2 separate regions of the Homo sapiens genome follow, and region 1 is linked to region 2. The links are chromatin loops, found by intact Hi-C in ENCODE. Cell type or tissue: heart left ventricle. All regions are shown on one strand. Links, peaks and the distances in the headings refer to the core of each region. The heading gives the core; the rest is flanking DNA.

Region 1 (7,439 bases), core at 1,218-6,217, 82 kb before region 2:
CCTGTTGAATTAAGCAAAGTAACTAGGGACTGTTGAGCTGTATCGATTTCCATAAATGTTTCTGAATTTGAGCAGCCACTGCATTCTGAAGATGGAATACTTTTCTTCGCACTTGGAGGATCCACATTCTGTGGGAGCCCATTTCCTTTCATCGTAGCTTCCAAATCAACAATTTTGTGTTGATTCTGTTGCCTTTCTTCAGGAAGCTCAAGGTCCCCTATGTTACAAAGATATTCTTGGTCATGTGAAGCTTTTTGTTGTGCAACCTCATACTGTTCATTCCCTGGTTCTTCGTGCTGCTGAGGGTCACTCACTTGACTCAGGTTCTGATTTTCTGGATGCCAATCCTTTTCACCTAGAAACATCTGTGGTTCATGCATCCTAGTAGATGTGACAGATAAACTAGCTTCCTGTCTTGTATGGAGATGAAATTTGAGGCCCTGGGTGCTTCTTTCAGCAGATTTCTCCAGATTACCTGCAACAGTTATTTCTTCGGATGAATTCTGCATAGGCATAGCTGGACTCTGGTCTGTTGGAGCATGGTCTGCTGAGGAAGCATGATCAGAAAGATCTTGTAAAGAAAGATGTTCTTTCTTTTCAGAGTTTAGCTGGAATTCAGCTGAAGCCTTCAAAGCCTTCACAGCTTTAGGTTCAATGCGATCTGAGTCACTGGGCTTGATAGGGCAGACTGAAGCAGAGACAGAGCGAGCAAGACTCATAGGATTACCAACATCAGGACTCTGTCCTGAAGAACGGGCGGGATGGTTAAACCCATCTGAAGTTGGTAATGATGACATTCCCAGTGAGGTAGATTCTTTACCACTTTTCTCTATATGGAACACAGGGGAAAGGAAAAAGATTAATTAGCAGGTGACTAATGCCACTAAATTACCAGAGGATACAAATCTAAACAGCGTAGAATAAAATAAGGTCCTCAAACTCGGGTTTCTCTTACACAAATAGAAATGATTTTAAAATTACTTTCTCATTGTGGTAGACATTCACAGCATCAGAATAAGAGGTAGACATGTTCTTAATAAAATCTGCATACTGTAATTCAATGTGATTAAGTATCCATTAATATGCATTCACATAATGGCGGGGTTAGTGCTCAGGAATGAAGGACATTTATGTTTCTTTATTCCCTAGTCTAGTCTACAACTCTAGAATAGTTTCTCCAAGTGTACTTTTTTCACCACTTGCCCTAAAACCACCAGGGACGCTTGTGAAGTATGCAGACCCTGGGGTACCATACTTGAGAGTAAATCCAGGAATGTGCATTTTCAATAAGCTCCTTGGGTGATTCTTAAGGATATTACAAATCCTGAGAATCTTTGCACCAGAATGATTCTCATGTTAATGCACTTTTCTTGTTTCAAATGTGAACACTGAGGTTACAAATGAGAAGTCTTAAACCAGGTATACCTGGACAGAGAGGGAATTATAAAGAGAAATAAGAAATAACATAATGCTTGGGGACAGAGAAGCAAATGTTCTATTTTATTTCTAGCCAAGCTTTCCAAAAATCATGGTAAAACTGGGTGAGCATCTGACTCAGAAAACAAAAGTAAACTAATGATCAGCAGATTAAATCACAATCATCATCCTACCAAATAATACAACTCTAAACTTAAAAGGCTTATAAGTTTTTATCACATCAATAGTGTGCAACTAAGTTAAGAATATTTAAATGTTTTAAAGAAAGGGGAATGTGGAGGGAGATGGTTCATTAATAGTTTTTCAACTGGCAATGACTATTTAGATTCACTGCTACCTTAGACCACCCAAACAAGACGGCTCAGTGTAAGCATCATAGTATCATTAAACATCATTTCCAGCTCTTCTTTTGCCACCAATCCAGTTAAAAATTGACCTCTACGCATGTAAGTGTAAGAATTTTTTTTTTTTTTTAAGACTGTGTTTTGCTCTTGTTGCCCAGACAGGAGTACAATGGCGCCATCTGAGCTCACCGCAACCTCCGCCTCCCGGGTCCAAGCGATTCTCCTGCCTCAGAGTAGCTGGGATTACATGCATGCGCCACACACCCGACTAATTTTGCATTTTTAGTAGAGATGAGGTTTCTCCACGTTGGTCAGGGTGGTCTCAAACTCTTGACCTCAGGTGATCCGCCCGCCTCAGCCTCCCAAAGTGCTTGGATTACAGGCAAGAGCCACCGCACCCGACCATTGTAAGATCTTTAATTAAAAATCAAAAAGGGCTGGGCACAGTGGCTCATGCCTGTAATCCCAGCACTTTGGGAGGCCGAGGCAGGTGGATCACCTGAGGTCAGGAGTTCGAGACCAGCCTGGCCAACGTGGTGAAACCTCATCTCTACTAAAAATACAAAAATTAGCCAGGCGTGGTGGTGGGTGCCTGTAATCCCAGCTACTAGGTAGGCTGAGGTGGGAGAATTGCTTGAACCCAGGAGGGAGAGGTTGCAGTGAGCCAAGACTGCACCACTGCACTCCAGCCTGGGTGACAGAGTGAAACTCAGTCAAAATAAAAAATAATAATAATAAAAAATAAAAATCAAAAGGTCAGTAACAAAAATGACTTCAAAATACAATCTATTATTAGGACAGATGCAACTCAAATGCTCAGTACTAAATGTTAACATCCAACAAGAGGGCTTGATCTTAAAAAGCAGCAAAGCAGTTATATTCAAAAGGCTTTAAATCATTCTAATAAACTACTGGTTAACAGCATGAGAAGACAAAGCATTGTTTCAGGAAGCTATTGACTTCCCATGAAACAATCTTACCTTACTTACACTTTAGGAGTAAAAAGGAAAACTGCACTTATCTCAGTTTAGGCTATACCCATTAGAGTCTAGAAACACAGTTATTAGTTTTTTTATTTTCATACCACCAGATGTCTAACAGTTATTAGTTTTATTTAAAACTAAGGCTGACTCTGGAAGAGGTTGAATTTTGAACTAATGTTAACAGAAACAATGCACTGTAGTGAAATATCCATGTAAGCAACATAAAGAGGTATGGTAAGGGCCTTCTGGTATTTGTGTGTTAGTTATAAACAAGTGAGGTCAAGGTGAACACACCCTCAATGAATTTTGTACTAAAAAAGTAGCATATAGTCCTCTTGTAGCTGAGAAGGTCAGTTTCACTAGCCTAAGTCCTAAACGTAGGGGAGGACTAGGTCAGTTTACAGAATGACAGGAGAAGAGGATGAGGACAGTGGATATTAAGAATAATTCAACTATGCCTGCTTTTAACCTATCCTTACAAGGAAAAGAAAAAGGAAAGAAAGAAGAGAAACTAAATGCTATGTATCTAATTCCAACCAGCTTGCAAACTCCTACAAAGTCTTATGATGCTGGTTTAAAAGACCATCTTTCCTCCTCTTAGTAAGTCAGCCAATGTATTCGAGCTGATGTTTACCATTATTTACATCAGAGGAAATGGAAGCAGAGTGCTTCCTGAAAATCTGTCAGGCCAGAGACAGAAGGAAAAGCAAAGTCTTAGTTCCTGTTGTTCAGAGTCACCCCTGACAAGTCCTCTGGCCTAAGTTTCCATTTCTTCTTCAACAAAATTAAAATTTCTAACCCTCTATAACTCCAGGTAGTTGTATGCAGTAATGTAAAAGAACAGCTTTCAGTTTTTCAGAGGAAAGGCACTTATGAAACCCATGAAAGCATAGTTATCTCCAACAACAAAGTGTTGTGAGGCCAATATTCTTGATGTGATATTTATAGTAGCCAAGATGGGGTAGATATAATAGACACTGTTTTAACTGGGATTTTCTCCCTGTTGGATGGTTCTAATAACGAATCCATTTTTAAACAGGAGTTTATGTTACATATCCATGTATGCATGCCAAAATACAAATGCATATAGGCTAGTTGTAACCAGATTGAACAAGGTGAAATGGTGAATGACAAATGCTAACTTCCCAAACTGCTGCGGATACAGACTGTCAGATCACAGATGACAACTGGATGGAAGGCTTAACATGGTGTCTATAAATACCTGGTCTGGGGCCCACTCCAGCTGCAGTACACACACACTACATGCATCATGGCTTCTGACGCTCTGTGTGAATTAGGAAACAGACAAGCAAACTTGGGTTAACAATGCAAACCACACAGCATGCAGGGTTATAGTTTCCGTTCTTTTGCCATCTTTAAAATCAGGAACTGGTAGATTCCAAGTTGAGGGATGTTTCTGTAGTTTGGACATCCAAAATATTTGTTGGTTGCTTCCATTCTCTCACAATACACACAGCAATCTGTTAATTTCAACAGATTTTTAATAGATCTTGTAAAGAAATTAATTTTGTTTCTACACATAGAGAATTCACGGGCAAATGTGAGACAGGTGAAGAAAGTAGATCCACCTGATCGAATTAGGTGATTAAAAAAATCTTATGGAGTAAAGGTGAGTGAACATATCTAACAGTCCCTTTCCAAATTTCTTTCTCAGCTGAGATTCAATTTTAGAGGAAAACAAACCACTTAATTAAATTCTATCCTAGCTTATCTTTTCATCAGTTTTTAAATAATACATCAAGCTGAACACAGTGACTCTGGCCTGCAGTCCCAACACTTTGGGAGGTCCAGGAGGGAGAATCCCTTGAGGTCAGGAGTTCAAAATCAGCTGGGGCAACATAGTGAGACACCATCCCTACTATCAAAAACATGTTTTTTTTTTAAAACATTTTAATATAGAGTTTATAATAGAGTATAAAGTATTTAAAAAATAAGCTCTTTTTTTTGTTGTTTTTTTGAGACAGTGTCTCACTGTTGCCTAAGTTGGAGTGCAGTGGTGCAACCACAACTCACTGTAGCCTTGATCTCCCCAGGATCAAGTGATCTTTCCACCTCATCCTCCCAAGTAGCTGGACCACAGGTGCATGCCACCATGCCTGGCTAATTTTTTTTCTTTTTTTTTTTTTTTGAGAAGGAGTCTCACTCTGTTGCCCAGGCTGGAGTGCAGTGGTGCAATCTTGGCTCACTGCAACCTCTGCTTCCCGGCTTCAAGCAATTCTCCTGCCTCAGCCTCCCGAGTAGCTGGGATTACAGGCGCCCACAACCATGCCTGGCTAATTTTTGTATTTTTAGTAGAGATGAGGTTTCACCATGTTGGCCAGGCTGGTCTCAAATTTCTGACCTCAGGTGATCCACCCTTCCTCAGCCTCCCAAAGTGTTGGGATTACAGGCGTGAGTCACTGCGCCCAGCCGTGGTTTTTTTTTTTAGAAACAAGTGTTTTGCCATGCTGCCCAGGCTGGTCTCAAATCCATAGGTTCAAGTGATCTCCCCACCTCAGCCTCCCAAAGTGTTGGGACCACAGGCATGAGCCACCATGCTTGGCCAGAAAGAAGTTGTTAACAAAATACTTTCACCTACTATGTCCAGAGTATTTATTCGGATGATATTAGGAAGTCGATGTTCTAAATAAAAAGGACCTGATATGTAGAATTATTTCATTACTTAAACATTACAAAAATTAGCACAAGCTATACTACCAGCAACAAAAGGTTATTTAGGTAAAAAGCCATTTCTTTTTAATTCTTTGAAGTTGGTACATCCCCTTCACTAAGCCTGGAAACATATGTGTATCTGTTTTAATCTTCCAAACTTTTACTAAAATAAGGTAATTACCAAAAAAGGATAACTGTTATTAGTAGGTTAGAAAACACTGCTATTATCAGCTAATGTTTCTTAAATAATGGCACCAAGACTGTGGAGGTTAAAAGGAAAAAAAAAAAAAAGACATTTCATAAAATGATAATATATCCTCATATTAACACACAGCATCACGACTAAGATGATAAATTACACCCCAAATGCAAAACCTTGTAAGGAGCTATGTCAAATTCATTCAAGCTTACCTTGCAGGTAAGATTAAAACTATTAAGTTAGTCTCTGTCTGGTTGTTCAAAATTCCTCCCTTCCTACAAAATACTTAAGTTACAACCAAAACTGTAGTTAATATAAAAACTTGAGCCAAAAAGTGATGGGAGTCAATTCTGTTGTTTTTTTTTTTTTTTTGGACACAGGATCTCACTCTGTCACCCAGGCTGGATTGCAGTGGCAGCGATGATGGCTCACAGCAGCCTTGACCTCCTGGGCTTAGGTGATCCTCCCATCTCAGCCTCTCAAACAGCTGAGACCATAGGCGCGCCACCATGGCTGGCTAATTTTTTTTTTAAATTTCTTGTAGAAACAAAGACTCACTATGTTGCCCAGGCTGGTTTCAAATTCCCAGGCTCAAGTGGTCGTCCTGCCTTGGCCTACCAAAGTACTGGGATCACAGGCATAAGCCACCACGCCCTGACTCAAACTGTACTTTATACATAAAACTAAGCCAAAAGGTGATGGAGTTGATTCTGAACAAAGTCAACCTGGAAAACTCCATCTGCCACCCACACCCATTCTAAAGCTCAATGACAGACATCTGAATGTTCTCCAGTAAAACAGTGGCAAAAGCTGCCTGGCTGTTTTTAAAACTCTTACCACTTTCGTCTTTAGGATAAAGCTATTCCCTGAACTTGTAACTCTTAATAATTTACTGTACTAGAAAAAGCAATGTGTGATACTAGTCATACTGATGAATAATGCCAGCACAAGACTGTAAAATAACCCAAACTCAAAAGTAAATTCTATTCAGCTTCTAGAAAATACATCCCAGAGTCACCGTTCTATAATAAATGGGGGATTTCAGCAAAACTGTTACCCCATTTTACCTAGAAAACTTAGCTCCATCATTACATTTAAACAAGCTAAATAACTGAGACTTAGAAAAAAGTATTAGGTAGCATGATTTCAATATATACAGTGCTAATATGGCCTGATGACAATACTGTAATCTCACACCATAACACTGCATTTTCAGTAACGTTCAATTATGCTGGTCAGGCATGGTGTCTCGTTCCTATAATCCTGTCATTTTGAGAGGCTGAGGCGGGTGGATTGCTTGAGCCCAGGAGTTCAAGACCAGCCTGGGCAACATGGCAAAACCTCATCTTTACAAAAAATACAGAAATTAGCTGGACATGGTAGCAGGCACCTGTAGTCATAGCTAGTCAGGAAGGGGAGATGGGAGGATCAGTCTGGGTGACAGAGTAAGACCTTGTCTCAAAAAAAAATTTTTTTTTTAATTAAGTAAATAAAAATTTATACTTCTTTTTGTTGGTTCTTCTGTCTTCGGTGAAGTTAGGGCTGCTCACACACAGTAGCAATGATACTTTTCAAAATAAACCAGGCCTAAGAGGCATGGTGGCTCATGCCTGTAATACTTTGGGAGGCGGAGGCGAGAGGATCTGCTTGAGCCTGTGAGACTGAGACTGAGGCTGCAGTGAGCCATGGCTGCGCCACTGCACTCCAGCATGGGCAGCAGAGCAAGACTCTGTCTATATAAATAAAATAAAATAAAATAAATAAAATAAAATAAAACAGTCCTAAGAAAAGGAAAGAAATAGG
Region 2 (7,439 bases), core at 189-5,188:
ACCCATTTATATCAGCTTTGATATTGACGCTCTGGATCCTGCCTATGCGCCAGGGACAGGGACACCTGAAATTGCTGGTCTCACTCCTAGTCAGGTAAGGAGATTCCACCAGTGAAGATCCTGGGGGTGGAGACACTTAACACCCATTTTCCTGGGACTTGAAGCGAATCTTTAGGAATCAGGATAGGATTTTTGTTTGTTTGTTTGAGACGGAGTCTCACTCTGTCGCCCAGGCTGGAGTGCAGTGGTGCGATCTCGGCTCACTGCAACCTCCGCCTCCCAGGTTCAAGCGATTCTCCTGCCTCAGCCTCCTGAGTAGCTGAGATTACAGGCACATGCCACTACGCCCGGCTAATTTTTGTATTTTTAGTAGAGATGGGGTTTCACCATGTTGGTCAGGCTGGTCTTGAACTCCTGATCTCGTGATCCACTCACCTCGGCTTCCCAAAGTGCTGGGATTACGGGTGTCAGCCACCGCGCCTGGCTGCCAAGGTAGGATTTTAAGAGCAGAGCACCTAGGCCTTTTCTGTTCTCTGGGCTGAGGATAAGTTTGAATACCCTCTTACTGAAGGGTGATTGATTTTGGCAAGGGCCTTCATTTCCTATCTGGGATATAATAGTCCCTTATTTTGTCCTTTATTTGCTCTTCCTGCCTTCAGTTCATCTGTCATGAAAACAACAGTTCATAGGAACAACATTATAGTATCCTCTCTTAAGAACACTAAACTTGGCCGGGCACGGTGGCTCACGTCTATAATCCCAGCACTTTGGGAGGCTGAGGTGGGTGGATCACGAGGTCAGGAGATCGAGACCATCTTGGCTAACACGGTGAAACTCCGTCTCTACTAAAAATACAAAAAAATTAGCCGGGCGCGGTGGCGGGTGCCTGTAATCTCAGCTACTCAGGAGGCTGAGGCAGGAGAATGGCATGAACCCGGGAGGCAGAGCTTGCAGTGAGCCGAGATAGAACCACTGCAGTCTGGCCTGGGCGAAAGAGTGAAACTCCATCTCAAAAAAAAAAAAAAAAAAAAAAAAAAAGAACACTAAACTTGGCCAGGTGTCGTGGCTCACGCCTGGAATCCCAGCACTCTGGGAGGCCGAGGCGGGTGGATCACAAGGTCAGGAGTTCGAGACCAGCCTAGCCAAGATGGTGAAACCCTGTCTCTACTAAAAGTACAAAAATCAGCCCGGCACGGTGGCAGGCGTCTGTAATCCCAGCTACTTGGGAGGCTGAGGCAGGAGAATTGCTTGAACCCTGGAGGCGGAGGTTGCAGTGAGCTGAGATCGTGCCACTGTACTCCAGCCTGGGCAACAGAGCAAGACTCCACCTCAAAAAAAAAACCAACCAACCAACCAAACAAAAACACTAAACTTGGCCGGGCGCAGTGGCTCACACCTGTAATCCCAGCACTTTGGGAGGCCAAGGCATCAGGCGGGTGGTTCACCTGAGGTAGGGAGTTTGAGACCAGCCTAACATGGAGAAACCCCATTTCTACTAAAAATACAAAATTAGCCGGGCATGGTGGCGCATGCCTGTAATCCCAGCTACTCGGGAGGCTGAGGCAGGGGAATCACTTGAACCTGGGAGGCTGAGGTTGTGGTGAGCCGAGATCATGATATTGCACTCCAGTCTGGGCAACAAGAGTGAAACTCCATCTCAAAACAAACAAAAACACTAAACTTATCTTTTTAGGGTTAAATTTAAATAAAAGTGCATACAACGGGCCAGGCGCGGTGGCTCAGGCACTATCCTCAGCACTTTGGGAGGCCAGGGTGGATGGATCGTTTGAGCCCAGGAGTTTCAGCCCAGCCTGGGCAACATAGTGAGATCCCATCTTTACTAAAAATAAAAATAAAAATTAGTCTGGTGTGCTAGTGTGCACCTGTAGTCCCAGCTACTAGGGAGGCTGGGGCAGGAGGATCAACTGAGCCTGGCAGGTCAAGCCTTCAGTGAGCCGTGATCATACCACTGCACTATAGCCCGGGTGACAGAGACCCTGTCTCAAAAATAAATAAATAAATAAATAAATAAATAAATAAATAAATAAAAGTGCATGTGATGGCACAATTACCTGCCAAGGTAAGCTCAAGAGTTTTAGAAACACCCAAATAAAGCTCCAATAATGTGTGCTGGGAGTAAATGCACGGGGGCAGAATGGTTATGACTAGAATCTCCCCAAGGGCAGGACCTATGTATTGTTCCCTACCTTGTCCTTGGAGCCTAGGACAGTGCCTAATACAAATAGTAGGCACTCAAAGACATTTGAGAGTAAATGAATGAAGACTGCTTAAACCTAATCAAGTACCTTACATCCTCTAAGATCTTAAAGGAGGGTGGCCATAACTCTCTCTCTTGAAATGGCTGTAACCATCCTCTCTTCTCATGAGGGATTTCTGAAACACATTCCTCATCCCTCTGCTTAGCAACCTTCTGGGCTTTTCACCTGCAGGATGGGAACCCTTTCAGACAAGGTCACTCTCTTCCCATCAGTCTCCCTCACTTACTCTGTCTTCTGGCCACATCTTACTACCTGAACTTTTCCCATCTTGGTGCCTTTGCCTGTGTTTTTCCCTCTGCCTGGCCTATCCCTTGAACTGGGTATTTCCACCTTGGGGAAGCCTTACCCACCTCTCCAGGCTATTACCTATGCTGATACCATTCTGGGCTTGCTTTCCTTGAAGCCCTTGGTGCATGACATTGAAACGATTGGTTTCCTTGTCTCCATCACCACACCATGCAGCCCTGAGGAGCAGGGACTGTGTACGCATTATCTGTTTCTCTGGGAGGCCTGCCAGTGTGCCTGGCAGTCAACAAATGTTTATGGAGGGAAAGCCAATTCCAAGTCAAAGGGTGGCGTGGGCTGGGAAAAGCTCTACTGGGTGCTTTTCACTGTAAATGATTACCACTGTGGACAACTCAGTCTTGATCTTGAATAGGCTCTGGAGATCATCAGGGGTTGTCAAGGCCTGAACGTGATGGGCTGTGATCTTGTCGAAGTTTCACCACCGTATGATCTTTCTGGTGAGTAAGCAAAGAGACTGAGATCCATGGGCAGCCGGTAGCTTAAATTACACGAAGCTAGTTAATAAGTAGAAAATGGGGCCAGGCATGGTGGCCCAAGCCTGTAATCCCAGCACTTTGGGAGGCCAAGGTGGGCAGCTCACCTGAGGTCAGGAGTTCAAGACCAATTTGGCCAACATGGCGAAACCCCATCTCTCTAAAGATATAAAAATTAGCCAGGTGTGGTGGCACACACCTGTAATCCCAGGTACTCAGGAGGCTAAGGCAGGAGAATCGCTTAGAACCTAGGAGGCGGAGGTTGCAGTGAGCTGAGATTGCGCCACTGCACTCCAGCCTGGGTGACAGAGCGAGACTCCATCTCAAAAAAAAAAAAAAAAAGATGAGTCCCTTATATGACTTGGGGAAGCAGCTGAGCATGTCCAATGGTGAAGAAAACACACCTATTACTGCACACCTTACAAACATGAGCTCATTAACCCTAACAAAACCCCCAGGAGGTAGTTAAGTATCATTAGCTTGCCCACCAATCAGCAGAAGAGAAAGAAACCAGCCTGTAGTCTAGTGACAGGGTGGCCCAATCCCCGTCTCCTTTGATGTTTCATTGCAAAGTGAATTCTAAAGCATAAATAATATATGTTAATATTTATCAAATAGGAACTTAGCTGGTTAAGATCTTCAAAGCAGACGCCATCCCAATAATTTTAATGTAGACAAACTTATGGAATTAGGCCTATCGACCTCAGAGGATAGATAATACAGTACACATCATTATTATAGGTTCTCCTTTGGGAAAAATCTGTTCTCAGAGTAAACAAAGAACTTTCTGAATTTTAAAATATGATTCCCAAATGATGCTTGATGGAGGCAGAGAGCCTGGGCAAGCGTGTTCACAGCTGGCGGGCACCCTAGAGGGGTGCACAAGACAGGGCTCTGGAAAAGGAGGCACAAGGGGAAGAGAAAGCTGAGGAGTCCCAAGGCTTGGCTCAGCGGGTCGTCTGCAGGGTATTCATGTGAGGTTTTACTTTTTCTTAGGGAACACAGCCCTGCTGGCGGCTAACCTGCTGTTTGAGATGCTATGTGCTCTCCCCAAAGTGACAACCGTCTGAGTCTTGTGCTCTTCAAGACAAAACAGATTGCGTCGCTGACAAGTTCTCAAGAAGAACTTATGAGTAAGCAGTCTGAGAACTAAAGAGTTTATGCCAAGAAAACTTTCTGCTGAAAGTGTCATTGCTGGCTGTGAAGTCGGGATAATCAGTAGAATTCTCACCCAAACAGCAACATTTCTAAGGAACTTGGATTAATTGGGGGAAAAAAAAAGGAGTACTTGTACTGCTTTGATTTTTTTTCCTTTGATGAAAGATGGAGGATAAAGGGGAAGTGAGGAGAATTTCTTTCAAGATTATCTAAACATTAGAAACATGACATTTAAAAAAACTATGAAATAATACTGTATAAGCATTCCATATTTCTATATCTTCCTTTTAAACATTTTTTTTTTTGAGATAGAGTTTTGCTTGTCACCCAGGCTGGAGTGCAATGGCATGATCTCGGTTCATTGCAACCTCCGCCTCCCGAGTTCAATCGATTCTCCTGCCTCAGCCTCCTGAGTACCTGGGATTACAGGTGCCTGCCACCACGCCTGGCTAATTTTTGTATTTTTAGTAGAGACAGGGTTTCACCACATTGGCCAGGCTGGTCTTGAACTCCTGACCTAAGGTGATCCGCCCGCCTCAGCCTCCTTAAAGTGCTGGGATTACAGGCATGAGCCACCGCACCCAGCCGCTTTTTAAAATTTTGATGATCTGCTTCCTAGAGTATTGAGTATCTTCCTTTAAACTACAGCTCCTCCTCGGACGCTGCAGTGAGCTGAGATCGCACCACTGCACTCCAGCCTGGGTGCCAGAGCAAGACTCCATCTCAAAAAAAAAAAAAAAAAATACAGCTTCTCCTATGAGGTGCTTAGGGCTGCATCTTGGTTTTAGGACCACTGTGAACGTAAGTAAAAAGTATAAAGTAACACGGAGAGCCTAATGAAGAAACTTCTTGCTCAGAGGCCTAGAAGGGTACACAAAATGTCTTCTAAACTAGAAAACCTAAGGCTGGACACGGTGGCTCATGCCTGTAATCCCAGCACTTTGGGGGGCGGAGGTGGGCAGATCACTTGAGGTCAGGAGTTCGAGACCAGCCTGGCCAACATGGTGAAAACCCATCTCTACTGAAAATACAGAAGTTAGCTGGGCGTGGTGGCGCGTGCCTATAGTCCCAGCTACTCAGGAAGCTGAGGCAGGGGCATTGCTTGAACCCGGGAGGTGGAGGTTGCAGTGAGCTGAGGTCATGCCACTACACTCCAGCCTGGGTGACAGAGTGAGACTCCGTCTCCAAAAAAAAAAAAAAAAAAAAAAAAGCAGGCCGGACCCAGTGGCTCACGCCTGTAATCCCAGGCCTAGGCGGGAGGATCACCTGAGGTCAGGAGTTCAAGACCAGCCTGGCCAACATGGTGAAACCCCGTCTCTACTAAAAAACAAAACAAAACAAAACAAAACAAAAAAACCCCAGAAAACAAAACAAAACTGGAAAATGTCAGCTGGGCTTTTTTTTTTTTTTTTTTTTCTGAGATGGAGTCTCGCTCTGTCCCCCAGGCTGGAGTGCAGTGGCCCGATCTTAGCTCACTGCAATCTCCGCCTCCTGGGTTCAAGCAATTCTGCTGCCTCAGCCTCCTGAGTAGCTAGAATTACAGTCATGCGTCACCACGCCCGGCTAATTTTTGTATTTTTAGTAGAGACGGGGTTTCACCATGTTGGCCAGGCTGGCAGCTGGGCTCTTAATGTTACTTATTGTAACTCACTTCCTGTAAGACTCAATCTACTCTTCAAGTTGATGTACCCTCTATGACTGTAATTCCTGAAATCTGCAGTTATGCTGTGGTGATCTTAAGCGTGTCTTGAGTTCCATGCAAATTCAATTCTGTTGATAATGTGTCCATAATCAAATCATCATCTTGCAATGCAAGGGCTACCCCATAATTATCAGACATTAAAATAGTTTATTTCTTTTTCCATTCTGTAATCTTAAAATAACATCAGCTTCAGTGCCTGTTCACAATACAAAAAAAGTCAAAAAACAAAAACAACACCCAAAACATAAAAAAGAAACAATTTGCCAAATAAGTTATTTGTTCCTAAGAGTATCAAAAGTGCAAAATATTCACCTTCTTTTCAGATCTCTCCCAAGCATAATTATCCTCCTTGACAAACTGAACAGACAGATTCAGCAGCTGCCACACTGCACTTGTTTTTAGGGGACAATGTCAGACAGGTGGATGTGAACTACAGTTCCTCTGTAAAGATGTTTGGCATCAGCTTTTAAAGAATTCTAGTTAACAAAACAGGTCTGAGTATGTGCTTCCAATCTCTATTCCCAAACAAAGGAAATCACTAAAAAAACAGATCACACTTCTTTTTATAACAGAAAAATATTTATGTAATGATGGCAGCTGCAAATTGATTGGGATGTTAATAAATAAAAAGGAACAAGTATCAACAAGCTGCAAATGAGGAAGAAACCAACCTACCTGAAAACTACAACCAAATTCTCATGGCTAATAAGTGATGGCAGTGAGACCATGGCCCCTAATGGAAGTTAGGGCAGCCTCACCCACTGAAATGTTGTTTAGTTGGAGCTGATAGCCTCAGTGTTAGATAAAAATTGTGCAACACCTGAGCAACAAATTTTTTTTTTTTTTTGGAAATTGGCATGTATTCTGCAAAGACTTGTTTTAGGCCAGTTTTACCCCATCTGCTAAACGCAATGCATAGTCTGTATCAACCAGAAGAACCCATCTCTAAAAACATCAATGTTGATAGTCAAAGACCACTGTGTTAGAACCAAAATCAGGTCTTGTATGATTACATACATCAGACAGAGCAATGGTGGCACAGGCTGAGCATGACAATGGCTCATATGTTTGACGCAAAAGTAAACAAATTCATGGATGCATTCAGGAGGAATGCCTTGCATGGACAAGGGTAAAGTTCAATTTAAAATAAAAGCTCCCTAATATTCTCATAGGGCACCAGCTCTAAACCGGTCTGTAGAAGAGCTTTTGGGCTGAAACATCTGCCAGGAACATTGCCAATCCCATCACTACCTTCATTTCCTAGTGCAAATGGAAGGTGCAGCTGTTTGAAGGTGCTTTTTAAAAGATCAAAAGATGACTTGAAGAGATAAAAATGTTTAAAAATGAACAAATCTGGCATGGTGGCTCATATTGATAATCCCAGCACTTTGGGAGGCCAAGGTGGAAGGACTGCTTGAGGCCAGGAGTTTGGGACCAGCCTGGGCAACATAGCAAGACCTCGTCTCTATTAAAAAAAATATAAATAAATACACTTGGAGAGTTTTTGGTTTTCAGAAATTA

The links. Peaks named below come from ENCODE experiments on the same cell type or tissue, not always from the same donor. Only the 100,000 strongest peaks of a DNase experiment are listed, where the experiment ranks them.
Region 1: it touches region 2 in a loop (2.0-fold over the local background); 1 of 110 quality-filtered maps calls a loop at or near these places.

The regions. Positions count from the first base shown.
Region 1 is chr1:15,653,227-15,660,665 of GRCh38, reverse strand. DDI2 (DDI proteasomal shuttling factor 2) reads right to left here. Exons shown (of 10, transcript NM_032341.5): 9 at 3,987-4,049; 10 at 1-829. The coding sequence ends at 4,033. It overlaps RSC1A1 (regulator of solute carriers 1), which reads right to left and starts at 953. Exons shown (of 1, transcript NM_006511.3): 1 at 1-953. The coding sequence starts at 797. In heart left ventricle, for the core only: a CTCF peak has its summit at 4,030; no DNase peak of the experiment used is centred there; H3K27ac peaks cover 386 bases.
Region 2 is chr1:15,570,340-15,577,778 of GRCh38, reverse strand. It overlaps AGMAT (agmatinase (putative)), which reads left to right. Exons shown (of 7, transcript NM_024758.5): 5 at 1-94; 6 at 2,938-3,022; 7 at 4,055-6,080. The coding sequence ends at 4,128. DNAJC16 (DnaJ heat shock protein family (Hsp40) member C16) reads right to left here. Exons shown (of 15, transcript NM_015291.4): 15 at 6,046-7,439. Among named protein-coding and RNA genes, the nearest start is that of AGMAT, 11 kb to the left of the region's middle. In heart left ventricle, for the core only: no CTCF peak of the experiment used is centred there; no DNase peak of the experiment used is centred there.